3 separate regions of the Homo sapiens genome follow, and all the other regions are linked to region 3. Evidence: read pairs that join two places in POLR2A ChIA-PET (ENCODE). Cell type or tissue: A673. All regions are shown on one strand. Region 1 overlaps DOCK10 (dedicator of cytokinesis 10). Region 2 has its middle 64 kb from the start of SCG2. Region 3 overlaps LOC124907986 (a long non-coding RNA gene).

The links. Peaks named below come from ENCODE experiments on the same cell type or tissue, not always from the same donor. Only the 100,000 strongest peaks of a DNase experiment are listed, where the experiment ranks them.
Region 1: POLR2A ChIA-PET joins it to region 3 with 5 read pairs; 1 of 35 experiments calls an interaction of 5 or more read pairs at or near these places.
Region 2: POLR2A ChIA-PET joins it to region 3 with 11 read pairs; 1 of 35 experiments calls an interaction of 5 or more read pairs at or near these places.

Annotation. Positions count from the first base shown.
Region 1 is chr2:224,847,654-224,850,153 of GRCh38, reverse strand. DOCK10 (dedicator of cytokinesis 10) reads left to right here. Exons shown (of 56, transcript NM_014689.3): 19 at 555-647. Among named protein-coding and RNA genes, the nearest start is that of CCDC195, 130 kb to the right of the region's middle. In A673, no CTCF peak of the experiment used is centred here; a DNase peak (open chromatin) is centred at 1,453.
Region 2 is chr2:223,536,774-223,539,273 of GRCh38, reverse strand. No RefSeq gene overlaps it. Among named protein-coding and RNA genes, the nearest start is that of SCG2, 64 kb to the left of the region's middle. In A673, no CTCF peak of the experiment used is centred here; a DNase peak (open chromatin) is centred at 1,153; H3K27ac peaks cover 1,512 bases.
Region 3 is chr2:223,116,549-223,119,048 of GRCh38, reverse strand. The region is part of intron 1 of LOC124907986 (a long non-coding RNA gene); the gene reads right to left. Among named protein-coding and RNA genes, the nearest start is that of KCNE4, 66 kb to the right of the region's middle. In A673, no CTCF peak of the experiment used is centred here; DNase peaks (open chromatin) are centred at 598 and 1,318; H3K4me3 peaks cover 860 bases; H3K27ac peaks cover 2,500 bases.

The sequences.
Region 1 (2,500 bases), 1.7 Mb before region 3:
GTTTCTTTATATTCATGAAGATTTCTAAAGAAACTTTAGAACTGCCCAGGTACTGGGGGGAGTGTGATTTAGTATGTCAATGAGCATATAATGAGGTCCTAGGAGAAACCTAGGTCAAATCCAGCACCATGCTGGGTACAGTTGGTCTTAACCAGCTTGGCCCGCATCTCATTTTTTAGGGTCTTATTGGCCACTGACTTTTGCAGCTATTTCAACAGTATCCTTTTTGCTAGGCATGTGAAACCTCTGCCTGGAATTTTCTGTTCTCCTGTGGCCACCCTGTATTATTCCTGTCCCACAGGTATTTGGCCCTGGCGTATTAACTATATGATGAATGAAAGCCATCAAATTATCTTCAGCAGCTTTCATTGTATAATAAATGCAGGGTAGTAGGCCAAAGAAGTTCAAGGTTAATTAGATGCCAGCTTAGCCTGGCAAGTTATCACAAAGTTTGCCATTGTCCCAGGGTTGGTACTGAAGAGTTATGGACTTTTTTTTCACCCAGGGATAATTTCAGACACTCATAATTGTTCAACTCATAACTTTTCAAACAGTGTATTTATGGAAAACCTGGAGGGCCCCTCTTCACCTCAGCCGCCTACACAGCAGTTCTGCACCACTCTCAGAATCCGGATTTCTCAGATGAGGTAAGAGCTAGCCCTCCACTGCCCCCAGCGGTTCCTAAGAAAGGTGGGTAAATGTTCAGATAACCGTGCAGTGAAAAACACTCTCTCTAGACCTCATCAGACTAAGGACATGCCTTGGCAGGTATGTACTTACCAATATTTCTAAACTATATTAATTGGCAGTTGTTCCAGGAGTACGTTGCAAATTCATGTATTTCAGGACAGGAGTGACCTTTTAAAAAAAATGGAATGCTGGCCGGGTATAGTGGCTCACGCCTGTAATCCCAGCACTTTGGGAGGCCAAGGCAGGCGGATCACAAGGTCAGGAGATCAAGACCATCCTGGCCAACATGGTGAAACCCCGTCTCTACTAAAAATACAAAAATTAGCTGGGCGTGGTGGCACGTGCCTGTAATCCCAGCTACTCGGGAGGCTGAGGCAGGAGACTCGCTTGAACCAGGGAGTCGGAGATTGTGGTAAGCTGAGATCATGCCACTCACTGCACTCCATCCTGGCAACAGAGCAAGACTCCATCTCAACTAAAAAAATTAAAATTTAAATTTAAAAAAAAGATGCTTTTAGTGCTGGGATATATCTTGTCTTCTTTTCTTTTTCAGTGAATAATTTTTTTTCTTTTATTTCACTGACTAGTGAAGAGATTGTGTTAAATAGCTTTACCAATGAATGGCAGCATTTCATGTCATAAGGAAGAGAACAGAGAACTAGAGCCTGAGCCAATTCCATGGCTTATAACATGCCTGAACTTAAGGGAGCTTGGATCCCGTCATCTCTAAACATGACAGGGAACAAGCCTTGCCCTGGCAGACTTCCAAGACTCCTGCTGTGTGCCAAGCCTCAAGCTAAATTCCATGCACACATCATCTCCCTTAATCCCCACAGTAATTCCAAGAAGTTGGCACTATTATTACCTCCCTATTTGATGGATGAGAAAACTGTGGCTCAGAGAAGTCAAGTAACTTTACCAAGGGCACATAATAAGTGAGAGAAATCAAACCAGACCATGTGACTCCACAGCCTGAAGCTTCACCATTCTGCTCTAACACATAGAAAGTCATTGGGCTCATGGTCAATTACTATATACATGTTAGCTTACGTTACAAACAACTTTAGACAAAGAAGTTTCAGTGAAAAAATTTAATTTCTAACCATAAAGTGAAGGTCTGACTAGTGCAGCCTGCTGATGGGATGCCTGAGATTCACAATATCACAGCTTTTGTAGACGTTTTCTATGGCTGCTTTCACACATTATCACCATTTAGCAGCTTAAAACAGTATGCAATTGTTATCTTGCTGTTTTGGTGGTACGAAGTCTGAAATGACTCACAGGGCTAAAATCGAGCTTGCAGCAGGGTGACGAACCTTCAGGAGGTTCTAGGGAAGGTTCCAGTTCATCTCCTTTTCCAGCTTCCAGAGGCTGCCCACATTTCTTGGCTTTTGAGCCTTCCCAACAATCCCATCACTCTGACCTCGGCTTCTGTATCATTTCTCTTATGACTCTGCCTTCCTCTTATAAGGACTTTTGTGATGACACTGTGCTCATTTGGAAAATCCAGGATAATCTCCCCATTTCATGGTCCTTAACTTAATCACATCTGCTAAGTCCTACTTACCAGGTAAGGTGGCATATTGGCAGGATTAGAACATTCAGGACATCTAGTGGGTGCTGTCTTTCTGTCTCCCACACTGTGCACATTAATCATTTAAAAACCAATTAAAGGAACATCAGTGAAACTACCTGCCTGACATTCTTTCACTCTTCCATATGCGTTTAGTGCTCTTTAATTTTTCCCCCACAAATTCAGGACAGAAAGTGAAAAACAGTTAAGCAAAAACCATGACCACATTACACAATA
Region 2 (2,500 bases), 420 kb before region 3:
TATTTCCTCACAAGATGATATTCCTGGGTTTGCATACGTTTGCTCTTTTCAGTGAACCATGTCCTCTAAATGTCACCTTGCTTCCATTCAGCACGGTCTGTGTTCCGACTGTCCAGGGGCTTCCAGGAACAGCCCACAGATTGATGGCTTGCTGAAAGCTCCCTCGTTATCTTTCACTGTAAATTCCTTTCATCAGTAATCTCTTGTGCCCTGGATGCAGCACTTCTTTGTACGCGTGCTGTGAAATAAAATCTCAGATAATGTGTGTGCTAATTTTCTTTCTTCCCTCCCTACCCCCATTATCCCCACAATGTGACCTCAGAGCTAATTGTTTGTTTGATTGTGAAGAACTAGTTTGGACCCTGGCACGGGTTTCATGATTTATGATAGAACTCAAGAGATCTTGGTCTGTGAAGAAAAAAATGTCCTCTGTTAACTCACAAAAGGGGCTGTCTTGGCCCATATACTCCTTTTAGTTTAAAAAGCACAGGAAGAATAGGAAATAGAGAATTCTTACCACATACTTACAGAGGGATAGGTAATGTTATGTTTTTCTGTTAGGAAGAAGAGACTTGGTTATCTAGCAAGCTCACAGTCACTGTTGGGAGCCAGCTAGGGCTGCTTTTAAAATACACTTGGGATGTTGGGAACTGGAGGACCCTAAAGGTAGCAAGGATGCAACTATTTTAATATTTTGGCTTCAAACCTTGGACTTGTGTGGAAGTTTGTGAAGTATAATTAGCTATTCTAAACACAAACATTTCACTTTATATTTTTCCTTTTTCATATCAGGGCATGCAGGTAAAAGCAGAATTCAGGAACCAGGAAAACAAGAAGTGCTGTAATGTAATACAACCCTCTATTCTGTTATGACTCAGCAGAATCACAAGATTTGAGCTCTGGAGGTGTTTTCTGTCCATCAAACAAACGAAGCCCACTCCACCAAGGTAGTATGTATATAACAATTATCTTCAGCTTCTCAAACAGTCACACACAAGGCAAAAAAACAAACAACTCCCCTCCCCATGAAACAGGGGCCAAGGTCTGAGAATACACATGACAATTGAATGGCTGCCAACACTGCTTCTTTCTCGGAGTTTGCCTGAAAGTCTTTTTCTTTTTTTTGTGTGTGAATAACTAAAGAAGAGGCAGCTGCCACAGCGAATAGGATTCAAAAACCCATTAATATTGGTGACTCATCAGCCAGATTCTTTTCTCCATGTCTGAAAATGTCAGGAAATTAAAAAGGCACCATGGCATCTCCAGGAGACGAATCCCAAATCAGAGCTGTAACCACTTCTAAATATTCTTGGCCTCATTTGGAAATTGGCTGTCACCTGAGACATGGCCTGGTTTGTAGTCCCATCTGTGGGGGGCAGGACAGACTATCAACTCACTGAGTGAGCCACTTAGCCCACCTTCCAGCAGTGCTGGAATTATGGGGTTGGAGGTATTGCTTGTTATTTGTGGAGTAGATAAGGTAACTAGGTGTGGCCTGGGTACTCAGTGAGGCTTCCTTTAGAGAAGGAAAGACAGCGGTAGTCAAAAGCTGAAGCCACATGCACCCTTCACTTAACTAAATGACCAGCTGAATAAGACATAGGTAGAGATAGATATTCAGAAACATCTGGATAATGGCTCTTTAATTTGTAGTCTTTCTCTGAAGATTTAATCCTAACATTTGAATTCCCAGTCACTTAAAACAGACCCTATGATCTCATTTTAATTCAATGAGCTTCCTTAATCTACAATATGGAGACCAGCCACTTTTTGTGTATATAATGAGCAAAAAATGTATCTTCAGAAAAATAAAATTTCAAATCCTTCTTACAACACTGGAATGAGAAAAATATCTAGAAACCATAATGTTGCTTGTAAGGTTGTCAGGTTCTTGGCTAAAGTGAATCTTGGCTAGAATTCATTTATTTAATGAGCTCATTTTTAACTGGAGTTCCAGCTCTGAGCATGGATGACACGAGTAGCTAAGAAGAGTCTCTGTTCAAAAAGGAAAAACATGTCTATGAACATCTGTACTACAGCATGGGCTATGGGAATCAGGGGAGGTTCAAGGGAGTTTATAGCAGGTGAGCCATGCTTTGATGGACAGGTAGCAAGGGGCATGTTGAGATGGTGAGGAACCATCTGGGTAGAGTGCAGGAGGAGAGGCTTAGAGTTCGGAAAATAGCCAGGCTGAGGTTTGGTGTCTAGTGGGAAAATGAAATTGGAACGGTAAATTATGGAAAGCCTTGAAAGCTAAAAGGAACAGTTTGGATGTCATTTTGTGGTCAATGAAAAGTCACTGAAAGTTTCTCATCAGGAATAAGAGGATTCTTTTGTTTATTTACTTTACCAATATTTATTGAGTACTTACCATGTGCATTAATCACAGGCATGCTTGACTTAGCAGTGTAAAAAGAAGCCCTTGTTGGCTTGTACTCAAGGAGAGAGAAGACAGATAAGAAGCAAAGAGAAAATAGACACAACACAGTAGAGTGAAGAA
Region 3 (2,500 bases):
TATCTATTGCAATGTGGGAAGCTTCTTTTTCTTGTATTTTCCTTTATTTTGATCTTTTTTTTTTTTTGGCAAAAGTAAAAGGATAGAGAAGCATGAATAGAAAATTTTCTATAATAAGAATACTATCAAGAAAATCCCCAAATTCTTAAGTTGGTTAAATGTTGTGAAAGAGATTTATCAAGAAATTTAATCATCTTTAAGTATTTCTCAGAACAGATACACTTTCAGAGAATCAAGAGATGCTTACTTTCTTTTCTCAGAACTGTTGTATACCACTTAAGCATTTTCCTGAAGGGAAACTGCCCCAACCAAGGGAAGGTCACCGGTGCACGCCATCTTTGACATAAATGTGACTTGTTTGATTTCCTGAGAATGAAAAGCCACCAATCCATCTTATCAGCAACACATTTTGTGAATGATACAAGCATCTGCTTCTTGACAAGACTGGAGTGATTAATACCATCCGAGAAAGGGTTAATTAAATTACCATCTATTTTCAAGCCATCCTGAAATAACCTTGTGGGAATTCTTTGAACCTGAGAAAAGCCACCAAATAAAGAAATTTGATGCGTAGTTCCCCTCACAAGGATAGTTTTGGCTATTTGGCAACAGGAAAGAGTTCTGGCAACAAAACCCTCTAAGGAGGACACTCCCATAGTTGCCAATTAACAGAAAGTCATCTGGGGAGAATGCACTATTCAGAGAATACAGTTGGCAGAACCTGTATCAACATATTTGCAGGTGAATTACTGTATGCAGTTGTTCAATGGTTTTGCCTCTGCTCTTTGGCAAGAAGGGAATTAGACGCAGGATGTGATTACTACCTTTAATATTCAACTTGGAAAGTTTCAGTCGTATGCATCATCTCATGGATGTCCGCATTCAGTTTCTTAAAAGTCTTTCAAAATGAAAGTACTATGTTAATTGATGTAAGACCACTACCCACCCTTTGGAGATACATCACCTGCTCCAGAAATTCCACTATGTACCCCCTCCCTGCACCCCAGGCTCCACACCTCCTTCAAAGCACACCCATGGTAACGAAGTCCTCCCTGCATCACAAATCAGATCACAGTGTGGAGGAATTTCCTGCTTAGACATCTTCTTCCATAATGGACCGGAAGCCTCTCCAGACTGGGAACTGGATCTCCTCCTTCTTCCTGTGTCTCCATCTGGAGCACAGTGCCTGGTACAAAGCAGGTTCTCTGCAACTGGTAGCTGAGTTCAAGTGAACTGAGACCCTTGGGGACGGGATTTCCCAGTGCTTTTAAATGTGCTTTTAAATGTGCTATTTAACCCTCCTTCCTATGTGAAATAAAAGGGGACTTTTTACAGACATTAAATTTCCTATGAGCCATTTCTCAAAACTAAAATATGTTTATATGTGTTTTCCGCTATGCTAACCCCTGGTGTTTTCCGGTCTTCAACCAGAGCTCTTCTTCAAGCTGTGACCCATTCCTTTGTTTCAAGTGTTTTAATACTTGTTTTTTTTTTTTTTTTTTCCATCTCCATGGTGTTTTTCCTTCTGCAAATTATTTTTCCCTTTGGACCTCCTTCCTCCAGCAGTGTACAGGCCTGTGAAAGTAAAGTTTGAAGAGTCTTCCTGATTTTTACAGGAAGCTCTAAGAAAGAAGTAGATGAATATTATCCATGTTTAAATAGGATTCATTTGTCTGGTGTTTACCTACTATTGTAGTGTTCCACTAAAATTTAATAGAAAAAGTTTCAATGGAATACCTTGCCTTTTAATTAAAAGCCACAATTTTATTTGAATGTCAGAAATGCACTAAAGAAAATTGGCTGGAATATTTTAGGGAAGTGATTTGGAGACCTAAAAAGGTGAACAAGGTACAAAGGGGAAGATGTATGATAAACTCAAAACATACTCAAAATTTAAGTGTGCCTTACAATTGTAGATTTAAATGATTCTTAATATCATATGAACCTCATTGTGTATATAATAGGAAGTTAGAATTCAAGCCCCATGACGGCAGGGTCTATGTCTGACTTGCTACTCTCCCTAGTACTCATCAAAGCACCTGGTGCATAGCAGCCTCAATATTTGTTAAATTAATGAATATTTCTGAGTAATTAAATAAGTGGGGTTAACAGAAGTGAGTCCAAATGGATGAAAATACTACCTATTTCCCTCATACACCTCATTATACCTCATTATAGCACTGGGAATAGAAAATTGACTCAATCCAAAATAAGTCTACCAACAATTATTCAACTAACCACTGAGATCATGCAGAAGTTGTGCATAAAATAAAGATAAAAGATTTTGCCCTTGTCCTCAAGACAATTATTCTCAAGCTATGGGCTCCATACGCACACGAAATTAACAAGAGGAAAGGCAACAGATTCCTCTGTTTTTCCATTTTAAGCAGTGAGCCAAGAAAAACTATACATAACTGTTTACCTACAGGATCTGTGATATTTTATATAATGCCTATGAGGAAAAATGACTATTTCCACAGCTTTCGGTTTAAGAAATGAA